2 separate regions of the Homo sapiens genome follow, and region 2 is linked to region 1. The links are chromatin loops, found by intact Hi-C in ENCODE. Cell type or tissue: ovary. All regions are shown on one strand. Links, peaks and the distances in the headings refer to the core of each region. The heading gives the core; the rest is flanking DNA. Region 1 overlaps TACC2 (transforming acidic coiled-coil containing protein 2). Region 2 has its middle 6.5 kb from the start of ATE1.

What was found. Peaks named below come from ENCODE experiments on the same cell type or tissue, not always from the same donor. Only the 100,000 strongest peaks of a DNase experiment are listed, where the experiment ranks them.
Region 2: a loop joins it to region 1, with 2.1 times the contacts of the local background. A loop is called at or near these places in 29 of 110 quality-filtered maps.

Annotation. Positions count from the first base shown.
Region 1 is chr10:122,058,978-122,067,502 of GRCh38, forward strand. The region is part of intron 3 of TACC2 (transforming acidic coiled-coil containing protein 2); the gene reads left to right. Among named protein-coding and RNA genes, the nearest start is that of TACC2, 74 kb to the left of the region's middle. RefSeq lists enhancers at 4,257-4,551, 4,277-4,571. In ovary, for the core only: no CTCF peak of the experiment used is centred there; DNase peaks (open chromatin) are centred at 2,464, 3,935 and 4,354; H3K27ac peaks cover 1,769 bases.
Region 2 is chr10:121,930,299-121,938,823 of GRCh38, forward strand. It overlaps the pseudogene ATE1OSP. Among named protein-coding and RNA genes, the nearest start is that of ATE1, 6.5 kb to the left of the region's middle. RefSeq lists a silencer at 136-430. In ovary, for the core only: no CTCF peak of the experiment used is centred there; no DNase peak of the experiment used is centred there; H3K27me3 peaks cover 385 bases.

The DNA of each region.
Region 1 (8,525 bases), core at 333-8,332:
CACCTCCCGGGTTCAAGCCATTCTCCTGCCTCAGCCTCCTGAGTAGCTGGGATTACAGGCGCCTGCCACTACGCCTGGCTAATTTGTTGTTGTTGTTGTTGTTGTTGTTGTTGTATTTTTAGTAGAGACGGGGTTTCACCATGTTGGTCAGGCTGGTCTCGAACTCCTGACCTTGTGATCCGCCCGCCTCAGCCTCCCAAAGTGCTGGGATTATAGGCGTGAGCCACCACACCCGGGCTCCATCTGTGTTTTTAATAAGCACCCCAGGTGATTCTTCTGAGGAGGGAAATTTAAGGAATGGTGAGCTATTGCCAGGACCAGTTTATCAGAATTGACTGGGATATCAGTTAAAGTACCCGTTTCCTGAACACCCCCCTCCCCCCTTGAAGAGTCTGAGCCAGTAGATTTGGGATGAGACCCCTAAATCTGTGTTTGTAATAAGAATCCCATGAGATTCTCATGAGAAAGCAAGTTTGGGAGACACTGACCAGGGTTTACCCCCAGGCCAATAAGGATAGCTAACTTTTGTTTGCGCTTTGGATAATTCGCATACAGACTCATGCCCCCTCTCCTGTTCTCTCCTCTTTTTTTTTTCCAACATATATTTACTGGGCAGCCATTCTGTGCCTGCTCCTGCACTAGGTGGTGAGGATGCAGCTGGCAGCACGCACCATGGGAGCTCTGCTCCGGTGGGTAAATACACTGTAGTTAAGGAGTTAGACATTGAGCAAGGAAACAAATAGAACAGAGACACTTTTGGGTGGTGTGGAGGCTCTGAAAGGTACCCAGCAGGGTGTCAAGCTAGAGAGTAACAGGGAAAGTGGCTACTTTAGATTAGACCTGCCATTCTCAAAGTGGGGTTCTGGCCCAGTGGTCTCAGCATCACCTGGGAATTTGTTAAAAATGCAAAGCTTTGACCCCACTCCCACTCACTGAACTAGAAACTCAGGGTGGGGCCTAGTGATGTGTGTTTTAACAAGCCCAGGGATCTGGCACTCCTAAGGTTTGAGAACCACTGGATTAGATGGCCAGAGAAGGAGGTGATACAGGAACTGCGTCTGGAATGACAAAAAGGCAGACATGGAAGACCTAGGGGACCAGGCATTCCAGGTGGAGGGACAGGCCTTGCAAAGGGCTTAAGGAGGAAGAATTCCCTGCTTTAGAGGAATGGGTGACCATTGAGGCAGTGAGAGATGGCGAGGTGGGCAGGGGCCTGATCAGCCAAGCCTGGACCCTGAAGGCCATGGTGAGGAACTTGGATTTCCTTCTGGTGCTGGGGATGCAAGCAAGACTGGGGCCAGGCGGTCAAAGAAGGGGCCCAGGTAGAGCCCCAGGCAGAGCCCCAGGCAAATCCCCAAGCAAGATGTGGTACCTGGAACTAGGGCAGGGTTTCTCAAGCTCGTTTTTATTGCCACTCACTCCTGGCTGCCTGCAAGGAAGTTAGAGACATTTATTCCTCATTGCCTTTCCCTCTCCAAGAAAGTTCAATACCACAGGAATGCTGTATATGTTTCTGTGCTATGGCCTTTGAGGCCACAGACTATTGTACTATCTAAGGCTCTTTTCACCTCTCAAGAACCAATTTTCACCCCACCTAGGGATGGTCTTGGCCCATTGAGAGTGCATGGACTGAGATACCAGTGAAGGTGGAGAAAATGTGAGCAGCTTTCCATATTTTGGATATAGTGGAGCTAGAGATGCCAGGACTTGCTGATAGACTGGCTTTAGAAGGAAAAAGAAAAAGAGGCCAGGTGCGGTGGCTCATGTCTGTAATCCCAGCACTTTGGGAGGCCAAGGTGGGCGGATCACCTGAGGTCAGGAGTTTGAGACCAGCCTGGCCAACATGGCGAAACTCTGTCTCTACTAAAAACACAGAAATTAGCCGGGCGTGGTGGCGCATGCCTGTAATCCCAGCTACTCGGGAGGCTGAGGCAGGAGAATCACTTGAACCCTGCAGGTGGAGGTTGCAGTGAGCGAAGATCATGTCACTGCACTCCAGCCTGGGCAACAGAGACTCCATCTCAAAAAAAAAAAAAAAAAAAGGGGGGGGGGCCAGGCACGGTGGCTCACACCTGTAATCCCAGCACTCTGGGAGGCCGAGGCGGGCAGATCACGAGGTCAGGAAATCGAGACCATCCTGGCTAACACGGTGAAACCCCATCTCTACTAAAAATGCAAAAAAAATTAGCCGGGCGTGGTGGCAGGTGCCTGTAGTCCCAGCTGCTTGGGAGGCTGAGGCAGCAGAATGGCGTGAACCCGGGAGGCGGAGCTTGCAGTGAGCCGAGATGGCGCCACTGCACTCCGTCTCAAAAAAAAAAAAAAAAAAAAAGGAGGGAGAAAAGAATCGAGGAAGATTCCTGAAGCTTTGGCTTGAGTGACTGGGCAGGTGGGACCATATGCTGAGATGTGAAAAGCACTAAGGTCAGGTGTGTCTGCCGAGTTCCACGGCCACAGACCTGGGCTCCAGGAGGAAATCCTACGGGTGCCAGGTGAAGCTGTCAGGACAAAGTGCCGACTATCACAGACCCGGGCTTGTGCTGGGGGAATCCCAGGAAGGCCTGGCATCTTTGAGAGAAAAGCAGAGTTCTCCTTTCTGCTTCAGGGACAGCTCATTTCCTGCTCCATGCCCAGCTCCTTAGCACCCCAGCCTTTTTAGGGGGTCGGTGTCTTAGTCCATTTAATCAACACGGGCCCACTACACACTACAGGTCAAGCTCTGGGCTGGACCAGAGGCACGAAGATGAGCAAGATGTCCAGTCCAGTCTAGAGAAACGCATGCAAATGAATAATTCTAGAACAAGCTAAATGCCCTAGGTGGGGTCTCTGGGAGCACAGGGGCGGGGAGAGAGGGGCTGGCTCTGCTGGGGAGAACCAGGAGAGGTCTCCAGGGGAGGTTTCTTGGGGCTAGGTCTTCAAAACTGAGTAGAAGTAGAGGGTTATGGGGAAAAGACAGTCCCAGGCAGAGAACAGCTGTCCCTATCGTAGATCCACAGGAAACAGAATTTTAGAAGGACTAGACACATAAACTTTAGGACATGTCAGAGCGGCTTTTTTTTTTTTTTTTTTTTTTTTTGAGACGGAGTCTCGCTCTGTCACCCAGGCTGGAGTGCAGTGGCACCATCTCCGCTCACTGCAAGCTCCGCCTCCCTGGGTTCACTCCATTCTCTGCCTCAGCCTCCTGAGTAGCTGGGACTACAGGTGCCCGCCACCACGCCTGGCTAATTTTTTGTATTTTTTAGTAGAGACGGGGTTTTACTGTGTTAGCCAGGATGGTCTCAATCTCCTGACCTTGTGATCTGCCCGCCTCGGCCTCCCAAAGTGCTGGGATTACAGGCGTGAGCCACCACGCCTGGAGTTTCACTCTTGTTGCCCAGTCTGGAGTACAATGACGCCATCTTGGCTAACCACAACCTCCACCTCCCGGGTTCAAGTGATTCTGCCTCGGCCTCCGGAGTAGCTGGGATTACAGGCATGCGCCACCACGTCCGGCTAATTTTGAATTTTTTTTTTTTTTTTAGTAGAGACAGGGTTTCTCCATATTGGTCAGGCTGGTCTCGAACTCCCGACCTTAGGTGATCCACCTGCCTCGGCCTCCCAAAGTGCTGGGATTACAAGCATGAGCTACTGTGCCAGGCCCAGAGCTTCTTTACATCTGGGAGATAGGAGGTGTAGCATAATATTAAGCTCAACCTCTTGGCTTTTTCAGAAGACAAACTCCTAGTTAGAACAAAAACATCTTTGGTGTGGATAGCAGCAACTATGGGGAAGGGTTTAGAAAGATGGTTTGAAAAAATGAACTAAATGGGCTTTAAATGGAAGGCCAGGATGTTTCTTACTCCTCCGTTTCACTGTCATTTGTGGAATCGGTCTGCTGCAGGCTGGGCATTGGGCCTAGGGCTACACACATCACCTCACCCGGCAGCTCTGTGTGGATGGCTGTAGATGACCCAAGGGGGCCTTATGAGGAAATCAGGGCTCAGAGAGGTTAAGGAACTTGTTCTAGGTCACACAGACAGAATGTGGCAGGGCGGGGACTAGAACCGAGGCTGGTTTGATCCACCTGAAACCCAGACTCGTAACTGACTCTCACAGGTGTCTGAAGTGTTTGTGTTCTGGTCTCCATATTAGAAAGTGAACCTTGGTCAATCCTTAACATTTAGTTTTCCTATAAACAGGGTCAGTTCTTAGCAGAAAAAAGAAAAATCAGAAAGATCTAAGCTGTGTTTTGCACATCGGCCCGGGCCAGCTCTTACAGACAGAGCCCTGTATTTCCCAGGCGGCCTGCTCTGTTCCTTCCAAACTTGGGAGGACTCTAAGATCAATTCCCAGGCTCCTGCCCAGCCAGGGTGTGTCGGGCAGAGCGCAGAGCAGCCTCCGCCCCTCCTTGTCCTGCTTCTGACTCATTATTTATCTTTGGCAGGAAGTAAACACAGAAAGGAGAGTGGGAGGGAGAGGAGGAGTGAGCTCCTGACTTTTGACGCTGGCTGAAAAGGAAGATCATGTGCTGAATTAGGTGTGTGTCTGTTTTCTGCTCCTCTGGTTTCAACAGAGCATTTGAGGCTTTAAACAACAGGGGAAGAGGAGTATTTTTCCATTAGGAGATAATACCCATTTATTGTAGCAACTTGGAACATAGCGAAGAGTGCAGAGTGGAGAGGAAAAAATCACCAATGCTCCTACCATATGCAGACAATGGCTTTCAAAATATTAGTGTTTTCCTCACACTCTTCTTTTTTCTAGTTCTTTTCTTTATTGATTGTGAGATAGCTATATTTTGTTAGGTGGTATATTAAGTGTGCATATATATTATAAAAACATATTCAAATTATATATTATACATATATATTATATAATACACACACACACACACACACACACACCCTTAAAGAAATGTGTGTGTGTGGTCAGGCGTGGTGGCTCACTCTTGTAACCCCAGCACTTTGGGAGGCCGAGGCAGGTGGATCACTTGAGGTCAGGAGTTTGAGACCAGCCTGGCCAACATGGTGAAACCCCGTCTCTACTAAAAATACAAAAATTAGCCGGGCGCGGTGGTGTATGCCTGTGGTCCCAGCTACTTGGGAGGCTGAGGCAGAAGAATCGCTTGAACCCAGGAGGCAGAGGTTGGAGTGAGCCAAGATCATGCCACTGCACTCCAGCTTGGGTGACAGAGCGAGACTCTGTCTCAAACAACAACAAAAAGTGTGTGTGTGTGTATATAATTTTTATATATGTATATGCACTTTAAAAATAATTAATAGGCTATTTTCAGAACAGTTTTAGGTTACCGAAAAATCGTGTAGCTATTACAAAAGAGTTCCCATGCACACTTCCCTCCTCCATACAGTTTCCCCTATTATTAACACCTCACATTAATGTGGTATATTTGTTTCAACTAATGGGCCAATATTGATACATTATTATTAACTAAAGTCTATACAGTAAGTTCTCCCTCAGTGTCATTAATATGTTCTTAGAAACTGCAATTTTAAGTGAAATGATGTATAATGAGACCAGTCTTTTTGTCATCATTTTACTGAAACTACATTGAACAAAACCACATTATTGGAGAGCCTACTCTATAACTATTTGCTCAAAGTTGCAGTTTCCAAGAACCACTGGACAACATTGAGGACTTACTATCGTTTACATTAAAGTTCAGTTTGTGTTGTACATTCTGATGAATTTGACAAATGCATAAGGTCATGTATCCGTCATTATGATATTAGTTTCACTGCCTTAAAAACCCCTTAGGCTCCACCCATTCCCCTCCCTCCATCCTCCCACATTCTTGGGAATCACTCTCTTTTTAGTGTCTCTATAGTTTTGTTCTAATTCCTTTTTTATTGGTATCAGATACATACTGTGAGTTGTCTGAATTTGAGAGCTTGATGAATGCTTATAGTCCTGTATAGATCTAGGTCATTTTCATCATACCAGATTGTTCTCTCTTGTTCCTTCCCAGTCAATACCCCTGCCCAAGAGTAACAACTATTCTGACTTCTATCACCATTGATTGGTTTTGACAGATCTTGAACTCTATATAAATGGAAGCAAATAGTATGTATGCTTTGCTCTCTGGCTTATTTTATACACGGATACTTGTTGATTTAAAAAAATTTTTTTATTGTGGTAAAGGGCAGAACATAAAATTTACCATCTTAACCGTTTCTAAGTGTACAGTTCAGTAGTATTAGGTATAATCACATTGTTGTTTGACCAGTGTCTCTGTAGTTTCTTAGCTGAGAAGCTGGCATCATTGATTTGAGACCTTATTAAAATATAGGCATTTTAGTGCTATAAATGTCACTCTGAGACCTGTTTTAACTGCGTCCCACAAATTTTGATATTTCTGTTTTCATTTTCATTCTGTTCAAATACTTTACAATTTCCTTCTTTCTTTCTTCTTTTACTCATGGACTATTCAGAAATGTGTTATTGTTTCCAAATAGTTGGGGATTTTCCAGATATCTTTCTGTTATTGATTTCTAATTTAATTTCATTGTAGCCAGATAAGATACTTTGTATAATTTGAATCATCTCAAATTTATGCACAGAATATGGTCTCCCTTGTACGTGTTCCATCTGTACTTGAAAAAAATGTTATTTTGCTATTATTGGATGGTGTTAAAAAAGTGTTAATTAAGTCAAGTTGGTCATAGTGTTGTTCACGTCATCTGTATCCACACTGATTTTCTATCCACTTGTTCAATTATTGAGAGAGGGGTTTGGAAATACCAGACTATAATTGTGGATTTGTCCATTACTCCTTTCAGTTCTAGCAGTTTTTGCTTCTTGTGTTTTGAAGCTCTGTTATTTGATAAAAATTTTTAGAATTTTTAATGTTTATTTTAGAATGTATAAAATTTTAGAATTTATATGGATAAATTGAATCCTCTATCATTATAACATTATGTTCTTTATGCCTGTAATATTTTTTGCTGCAAAATCTACTGTCTTAAATAATATAGACACAACAGCCTGATTAGTGTTTGCATAGTACATCTTCCCCTTCTTCCATTGTTTTACATTTAGCCTATTTGTGCTTTAAAAAAATTTAAGTACCTATATTGTAGGCAGCATAGAGTTGGATCTTGTTTTATTAATGCACTCTGAAAATCTATACTTTTTTTTTTTTTTGAGACAGGGTCTCACTCTATCACCCAGGCTGCTCTATCACACCAGTGCAATGGTGTGATCTTGGCTCACTGCAGCCTCCACCTCCCAGGTTCAAGTGATTCTCCTGCCTCAGCCCCCCAAGTAGCTGGGACTACAGGGGCCTGCCACCATGCCCAGCTATTTTTTTTTTTTTTTTTGAGACAGAGTCTCTGTCGCACAGGCTGGAGTACAGTGGCACAGTCTCAGCTTACTGCAACCTCCACCTCCCAGGTGCAAGTGATTCTCCTGCCTCAGCCTCCTGAGTAGCTGGGATTACAGGTGTGCACCACCACACCCAGCTAATTTTTGTATTTTTAGTAGAAAACGGGTTTTACCATGTTGGTCAGGGTGGTCTCGAACCCCTAACCTTGTGATCCGCCTGCCTTGGCCTCCCGAAGTGCTGGGATTAGAGGCGTGAGCCACCGCGCCCAGCTTAATTTTTGTATTTTCAGTAGAGATGGGGTTTCACCATGTTGGCTAGACTGGTCTCAAACTCCTGACCTCAAGTGAACTGCCTGCCTCGGCCTCCCAAAGTGTTGGGATTATAGGCAAAAGCCACCGTGCCTGGCCTAAAAATCTGTAGCTTTTAACTGGAGTGTTTATAACATTCACATTTATTGTGATTATTAATATGGTTGGTTTAAATCTATAGTCTTATTCCATTTTTCCTCCTTTTTTGCCTTCTTTTGGATTATTTTATTAGCTACAACTATTTGTGTTATTTTAGTGGTTGCTTTAAGAAGTACAATATACATCTTTAATATCTCACAATCTACTTTCACAATGATTATATCATTTTACATTTATTAGAAGAGGCTTACAACAATATGCTTCCATTTCTTCTGTTTCAGACTTTGTTCTATTTGGTCTTTATATATAAGCTACACATCCCATAATACATATTATTTGTGCTTTAATCAGCCAATTATCTTTTAAAAGAGATTTAAGTAACAAGGAAAAAGAGACTGTATTTACTTGCATAGTTACCATTTTCTGGGTGTTCTTTATTCTGTTGTGTAGATCCTGATTACCATTTTGTATTCTTTTCTTTTTGCTTGAAGGTCTTCCTTTAACATTTCCTGAAATGTAGGTCTGCTAGGGGTTATTCTTTTAGCTTTTGTATGTCTGGAAAAATCTTTATTTCACCTGGTTTAGAAAAATATTTTGTCTGGGCAAAGATTTCTAGGTAGGCAGTTTTTTTCTTTCAACACTTTAAAGATATTATTTCTGTATTCTGGCTTTCATTATTTCCAACAAAATTCTTACCTTTGTTCTTTTTTTCTCTGGCTACTTTTAATATGTTTCACTTTTTCACTGGTTTGAAGCAGTTTGGTTACGATATGCCTTGGTGGTGTAGGTTTTTCACTGTT
Region 2 (8,525 bases), core at 115-8,114, 130 kb before region 1:
AGCAATATTGCCGCCAGCATGTCTCACCTCCAGCCATAAGGCGGTTTTCTCCTATCTCAGTAAATAGAACGTATGATCGAGTTTTACACTGAGACATTCCATTCCCAAGGAAAAGCAGGAGAGAGATGCCTTCCTCTTACCTCAACTGCAAAGAGGCCTTCCTCTTTCACTAATCCTCCTCAGCACAGACCCTTTATGGGCTGGGGGACGGTCAGGTCTTTCCCTTCCCACGAGGCCATATCTCAGGCTATCACATGGGGAGAAACCTTGGACAATACCTGGCTTTCCTGGGCAGAGGTCCCTGTGGCCTTCCACAGTGCATTGTGTCCCTGGATACTCGAGATTAGAGAATATCAATGACTTTTACCAAGCATACTGTCTTCAAACACATTTTTAACAAAGCACATCCTGCACAGCCCTAAATCCATTAAACCTTGAGTCAACACAGCACATGTCTGTGCAGGCACAGGGTTGGGGCTAGGGTTACAGATTAACAGCATCTCAAGGCAGAAGAATTTCTCTTAGTACAGAACAAAATGGAGTTTCTTATGTCTACTTCTTTCTACGAAGACACAGTAACAGTCTGATCTCTCTTTGTTTTCCCCACGCTTGTTAATACTGCCAAGCATCACTTGTGCCTCCCACAATCGGAAGGCACCTAAGGAGTGGCCATGTAATATCCAGCAGCTTCTCAGGCGTTCCTCCAACTTCTTAAACTTGAAAACTGCATGCTATATCTCAGTATTCATGTTCTTAAGTCAAGCTTCATCCATTTTGTTCTTTATGGCAGATTTGACTATTCCCAGTCCTTTCCCAGACCGGCTCTCATTTTGAACAAAAGCAAAGCCCGTGGAATGCATCAGAAAGAGAGCAGAATATGCTCTGGACAGAAGGTGGACCAGGAGGCTTTTTGGTCTTAATATTCCTGTCCCACTTCACTTCTGTCCCTCTAAAGCCTCATCCTTATCCTAAGTCCTACACTAACCTCAGCCAGGGCACTTCAAGACATGCCAGCCTTGAAAAATAATGAGAATGTCCAAAGTCCTAGGCATATGTGGTGTTTTTTGGTTTTTGATTTGTTTGTTTGTTTGTTTGTTTGAGACAGAGTCTAACACTTGCCCAGGCCGGAGTACAGTGGCATGATCTTGGCTCACTGCAACCTCTGCCTCCTGGGTTCAAGCAGTTCTCATGCCTCAGCCTCCCGAGTAGCTGGGATTACAGGAGTGCACCAGCATACCGGGCTAATTTTTTATTTTTAGTAGAGATGGGGTTTCACCATGTTGGCCAGGCTGGTCTCAAAGTCCTGACCTCAGGTGATCCTCCTGTCTCGCCCTCCCAAAGTGCTGGGATTACAGTTATGAGCCACTGCGCCTGGCTTGTCTTTTCTTTTTGAGGCAGTTTCACTCTGTTACCCGGGCTAGAGTGCGGTGCCACAATCAAAGCTTACTGCAGTCTCAACCTCCTGGGCTCAAGTGGCTGAGATTACAAGTGCACACCACCACGCCTGGCTAATTTTTGTATTTTTAGTAGAGACGGGGTTTCACCATGTTGCCCAAGCAGGTCTCAAACTCCTGAGCTTGGGAGCTCAGCCCACTTTGGCCTCCCAAAGCGCTGGGATTACAGGCGTGAGCCACTGTGCACGGCCAGCATATGTGTTAACTCCCTTAATTCTTATAGCAACTTCACAAGTTAGGAAATGTAGATCAGAGAGGCTAAATAACTTACCCAAGGTTAAACAACTAATAACAGACATTTGGAGGGAGAAAAGGTAATAAAGATAAAAGAAATCGAAATGGAAAAGAGATAAACAAATACTAGGTTTGGAGCTGTGTGAGTTCCTAAATGTCTATTTTGCTCAAGGTCAGAGGCAACTTTTTTGTCTTCCATGAAAAAAAAAAAATACATAGCTTCATTTAGTTTCCTCCTTTTTGGGGGAAAATGGAGGACACTATTAGAATGTCGTTCTGCTTATGAGATGCTAGCAATAGACAGTTGTCTTTGCTTTTCATTTTCTTACTTGACAATAACATGGTGACAAAAAAATTTTTCGGTCCCATTAACTTCTTTTTTTTTTTTTTTTTTGAGATGGAGTTTCACTCTCATCACCCAGGGTGGAGTGCAATGGCACAATCTCAGCTCACTGCAACCTCCGTCTCCCAGACTGAAGCAATTCTCTTGTCTCAGCCTCCTGAGTAGATTGGATTACAGGTGTGCGCGCTACCACGCCCAGCTAATTTTTGTATTTTTAGTAGAGACAGGGTTTCACCATGTTGGCCAGGCTGATCTTGAACTCCTGACCTCATGATCCCCCCCACCTCGGCCTCCCAATCCTGCTGGGATTACAGGCATGAGCCACTGTGCCCGGCCCCCATTAACATTTTTAATGTTATCAGATGTAATATTGAGTCTACAAAGCCACAAGTGTGAGGCTCGGCCCTAGGCCCTGGTGATGTGAAGGATCTTTGCATGGTGACAACAGGCTTAGATCATGTTTCTTAAAGGTAATAAAGTAAAACACATTCTCCTTTCCCTCTAAAGGTGTTGTAAGTAGATGGGACCTAAGTTAAGGCAGAGCAAAAAGGGTAAAATAAAGATAATCTGAGGACAGAGAGGAGGGACACTCCAGGAAGCAGGTTTGGGTTGTATGAGCAGAGGCAGGGAGGTGAACAGGAGCAGCAGGGTGCCTCAGGTGCCAGCAGAGTCCAGGAGGTGCTTTCCTCTGCAGGCCACTCACTGTCAGGAGCCCTAGATTGATCTCCTTTCCTCAACTATCTGGATCTGGCCACCAGTGTGGTAGATACTAGCCACATGTGGCTGTTGAGCACCTAAAATGTAGCTAGTGTGACTGGGGAACTAAATTTTTTTGTTTTATTTAAATTAATTTTTTTTTTTGAGACGGAGTTTTGCTCTTGTTGCCCAGGCCGTAGTGCAATAGCGCAATCTCGGCTCACCGCAACCTCCGCCTCCCGGGTTCAAGTGATTCTCCTGCCTCAGCTTCCCAAGTAGCTGGGATTACAGGCATGTGCCACCACACCCAGCTAATTTTGTATATTTAGTAGAGATGGGCTTTCTCCATGTTGGTCGGGCTGGTCTCGAACTCCCGACCTCAGGTGATCTGTCTGCCTCGGCCTCCCAAAGTGCTGGAATTACAGGCATGAGCTACCGCGCCTGACCCTAATTAATTTGAATTTTAAAACTACAACAGTACAGAACACACCAAGCAGGCACAAATGCCAAAAAGTCTACACAGGTGTATCATATATAAGGCACCAGAAATCAAAGACAGAAAATCTTGAAAGAAGCCAGAGGAAAAAAGAGACCTTACATATAGAGGAGCAACAATAAGAATTACATCACACCTCTCTTCAGAAACCATGGAAGCCAGGAGAGAGGAGAGTGAAGTATTTAAAAAATATTGAAAGAACAAAAAACAGCCTAGAATTCTATATCCAGAGAAATTATCCTTCAAAAGTGAAAGGGAATTAAAGACTATCTCAGATAAAAATGGAGGGAGTTTGTTGCCAGTAGACCTGCTTTCCAAGAAATGTTGAAGAAATTCTTCAGAGAGAAAGCAAATAGGCCGGGCATGGTGGCTCACGCCTGTAATCCTAGCACTTTGGGAGGCCGAGGCAGGTGGATTACCTGAGCTTAGGACTTTGAGACCAGCCTGGCCAACATGATGAAACCCCGTCTCTACTAAAAATACAAAAAATTAGCGGGGCATGGTGGTAGCACACACGTGTAATCCCAGCTACTCGGGAGGCTGAGGCATGAGAATCACTTGAACCTGGGAGGCAGAGGTTGCAGTGAACGGAGATCGCACCACTGCACTCCAGCCTGGGCGACAGAGCGAGACTACATCTCAAAAAAAAAAAAGAAGGCAAATAATGTGGCTCAGAAATTCAGATCTGCATAAAGAAAGGAAGAGCATTAGAGAAGGAATAAATGGAGGTAAAAATGTTTTTAACCTTAATTGATCTAACAGCAGTTGGCCACAGATAATAACAACAACTTGTATTTGGGCCAGGCATGGTGGCTCACGCCTGTAATCCCAGCACTTTGGGAGGCCAACGTGGGCGGATCACAAGGTCAAGAGATTGAGACCATCCTGGCCCACATGGCGAAACCCCACCTCTGCTAAAAATACAAAAAAATTAGCTGGGCATGGTGGCACGTGCCTGTAGTCCCAGCTACTCAGGAGGCTGAGGCAGGAGAATCGCTTGAACCTGGGAAGCAGAGGTTCCAATTAGCTGAGATCTCACCATTGCGCTCCAGCCTGGTGACAGAGCGAGACTCCATCTTAAAAAACAGAAAAAACGTGTATTTGGTAATTATAGCTTATGGGTAAGTAGTATGATCATTGAACCTTATGGAAATAAATGACGGCAGTGTTATAAGGGATGGGAGGTAATAAATGGAAATGCTGTTATAAGGTACTTGTGTGCTATTCATAAAGTGGTATAGTATTATTTGAAAGAGAATTTGGATTAGTTATAAACGTATACTGCAGGCTGGGTGCGGTAGCTAACACCTGTAATCCCAGCACTTTGGGAGGCCGAGGCGGGCAGATCACCTGAGGCCAAGAGTTCGAGACCAGCCTGGCCAGCGTGGAAAAACTGCATCTCTACTAAAAATGCAAAAATTAGCTGGGCATGGTGGCAGTCACCTGTAACCCAGCTACTTGGGAGGCTGAGGTAGGAGAATTGCTTGAACCTAGGAGATGGAGGTTGCAGTGAGCCAAGATCACGCCACTGCCCTCCAGCCTGGGTGACAGATCAAGACCCCATCTCAAAAAAAAAAAAAGTGTATACTGCAAACTCAAGGGCAACCATTTAAACTATGGAAATAAAAAGTTAAAATAAATGAAAATAATTTTAAAAATAAATTAAAAAGCAAAAACATTTGATAGACTAAATTAGGAGAAAAAATCAAATCATATTAAATGCTTAACTTAAAACCCGAAGAGGCAGGCCAGCCATAGTGGCTCACATCTGTAATCCTAGCACTTTAGGAAGCCGAGGCGGGCGGATCACCTGAGGTCAGGAGTTCAAGACCAGCCTGGCCAACATGGTGAAACCCCATCTCTACTAAAAATGCAAAAATCAGCCGGGCATGATAGCGTACGTCTGTAATCCCAGCTATTTGGGAGACTGAGGCACGAGAAATCATTTGAACCCAGGAGGCAGAGGTTGCAGTGAGCCAAGATCATGCCACTGCACTCCAGCCTGGGCAACGGAGCAAGACTCTTGTCTCAAAAAAAAAAAAAAAAGAAAAGAAAAGAAAAAAAAGAAGGCTGAAAAAGAGTGGAACAGAAAAAAAGAAAAGAAAAAAACCAAGAACAAGAGCAGAAAAAAAAAATAGTAACATGGGCCAGGCACGGTGGCTCAAGCCTGTAATATCAACACTTCGGGAGACTAAGGCATGCCAGGTCTGTCCCTCAGACCCTGGCTGACCAACGGATGAAATGAGTACTCAGACACAGGCATGAAGTGTCAGAGCAGCTAGTGCACTGCCCGGCTCAAGTGGCCAGAGTGCAGCCCCGAGAAGCTGGAGCTGCTTGCTTTTATTCAGTGCAAGTACAGTGCCAAAAGCCTGGAGCAAACACAATCTGTGGATAATTAACATTTATTGTTCCCCTTTCAGGGAACCTTGTGCAGATGTTCAAAGGTCAGTTTCTGGACAACTTCAAACACACGAGCCTGATCAAGATAACTTCCCCTTCACTCCCTTGCACATACTCCTCGCCCTCTGCCTCAGGGTTAGAGAACAGCTGCCTTCAGCTTTCTCCCCCGAAGCTATGCAGAGCCTTCTGACCTTAAAGAAGGCCTGCTCCTTTCCCTATAGTTTCTCCCACCACTCTGACTGATCTGCAAAGGCGGGTGGATCACTTGAGGCCAGGAGTTCAAGACTAGCCTGGCTAACGTGAAACCTCGTCTCTACTAAAAATACAAAAATTAGCCGGGCATGGTGGCACACACCTGTAATCCCAGCTACTCGGGAGGCTGAGGCAGGAGCATCGCTTGAACTTAGGAGGCAGAGGTTGCAGTAAGCTGAGATTGTGCCACTGCAGTCCAGCCTGGGCAACAGAATGAGACTATGTCTCAAAAAAAAAAAAAGTAACATGGCAAATATTAATCCAGCTATATCAATAATCACTTTAAATGTCAGTGATCTCAGACACCAGTTAAAAAACAGACTGTCAGCATGAATAAGCAAAACAAGACCCAACTATATGTTGTCTACAAGAAAACCACCTTAAATTTAAAGACACATTTAGATTAAAAGCAGAAGGATGGACCAATCATGGTGGCTTATGCCTATAATCTCAGCACTTTGGGAGGCCAAGGAGGGGATTGCTTGAGGCCAGGGGTTCAAGACCCTGGCGATATAGCAAGACCCTGTCTCTACAAAAAAAAAAAAAATGTTTTTAGCTGGGCCTGGTGGTGTGTGCCTGTAGTCTCAGCTACTTGGGAGGCTGAGGTGGGAGGACCACTTGAGCACAGGAGGTTTAGCTTGCTGTGAGCCATGATCACGCCTCTGACCTCCAGCATGGGCAACAGAGACCCTGTTTCAAAATTAAATAAGTAAATAAATGAGGAAGGTTATACCATGCTAACACTAATTAAAAGAAACCTAGAGTAGCTATATTAATTTCAGAAAAAAACAGACTTCACAGTAAAGAAAATTAGGAATAAAGAAGGGCATTACATAATGATAAAGAGATCCATTCTCTAAGAAGGCATAACAATCCTTTATGTGGGTACACCATCCAATAGAGTGGTAAACTACATCAGGCAAAAACTGATAAAACTACAAGGAGAAATAGATGAATCCACTATTATACTAAGAGACTTCAACACCCCTCTGTCAGTAATTGATGCATCTACCAGGAAGAAAATCAGTAAAAATATAGTTGAATCAAATAACATCATCAGTCAACTAGATCTAATTGACATCTATAGAATTCTTCACCTAAGAGTTTCTTCTCAAGCTCACAACATTCACCAAAGTAGACCACATTCTGGACCATAAAAAAATCAGCTTAACACATTTTAAAGACTAGAAAACCTGCAGTGTCTGCTTTCAGACCACAATGGCATTGAACTAGAAATTAATAACAGATATTAGCCACACACAGTGATGTGTGCCTATAATTCCATCTACTCAGAAGAGTGAGGCAGAGAATCACTTGTGCCCAGCCTGGGCAACTTAGCAAGACCCTGTCTCAAAAAAAAAAAATGACAGCTGGAAAATTCCAACATACTTGGAGATTAAACAACACACTTATAAATAACGCTTTGGTGAAAGAATAAGTCTCAAGAGAAATTTAGAAATACATTGAACTAGGCTGGGCGTGGTGGCTCACGCCTGTAATCCCCATATTTTGGGAGGCTGAGGCAGGCAGATGACCTAAGGTCAGGAGTTCGAGACCAGCCTGGCCAACGTGATGAAACCCTGTCTACTAAAGATACAAAAATTAGCCAGGCATGATGGCAGGCGCCTGTAATCCCAGCTACTTGGGAGGCTGAGGCGGGAGAATCGCTTGAACCCGGAAGGCGGAGGTTGCAGTGAACGGAGATCATGCCATTGCACTCCAGCCTGGGAGACAAGAGCGAGACTTCATCACACACACACAAAAAAAAAAAGAAAAAGAAAAAAAGAAATATATTGAACTAAATGAAAATGAAACCACAACTTAAAATTTGTGAGATTTAGCAAAACCAGTGCTTAGAGGGAAATGTATAGCAGTAAATGCATTCTTTAAAAAGGAGATCTAAAATCAATATTCTACCTTCGAAGGCTAAAAAAAGGCCAAATCCCAAATAAGCAGAAAAAAATAATGATAATTGGAGTAGAAATCAAAGAAATTAAATAGGGGAAATGGGTACAGAAAATCAGTGAACCCAAAAGTTGGTTCTGTGAAATAAAATTGATAAACCTCTAGTAAGGTTAAGGAAAAAAAAGAAGACTAATTACTGGTATCAGAAGTGAAAGAGGGACCATCACTACTGATCCATGGACCTTTATTGTCCATTATCCATGAGTAATAAAGGGGGATATAATTAAAACTCTGTGCCCACAAATATGACCACCTAGAGAAAATTGATGGATTCCTTAAAAGGTAGAATCTGCCAAAACTCACCAAAGAAGAAAAAGATCTGAATAGGTCTGTATCTATTAAAGACGTTTAATGAATGACTAATGACTGAAAACAGAAGCGCCAAGCACAGATGGGTTCGCTAGTAGATTCTACTTAACATTTGTGGAAGAAATTATACCAGTTATGTATAGTCTCTTCCAGAAAATAGACGCAAAGGGGATACTTTCTGACTCATTCTGTGAGGCCAACGTTATTCTAATACCAAAATCAAATCTGACAATGTATAGGAAGAATTATACACCATCACCAAGTAGGATTTACTCCAGGTATGCAAGACTGGTTCGATATTAGAAAAGCAATTACTGTAGCCCATCACCTCAAATCAGAAAGAAAGTCATATGATCATATCAGTAGATATGGAAAC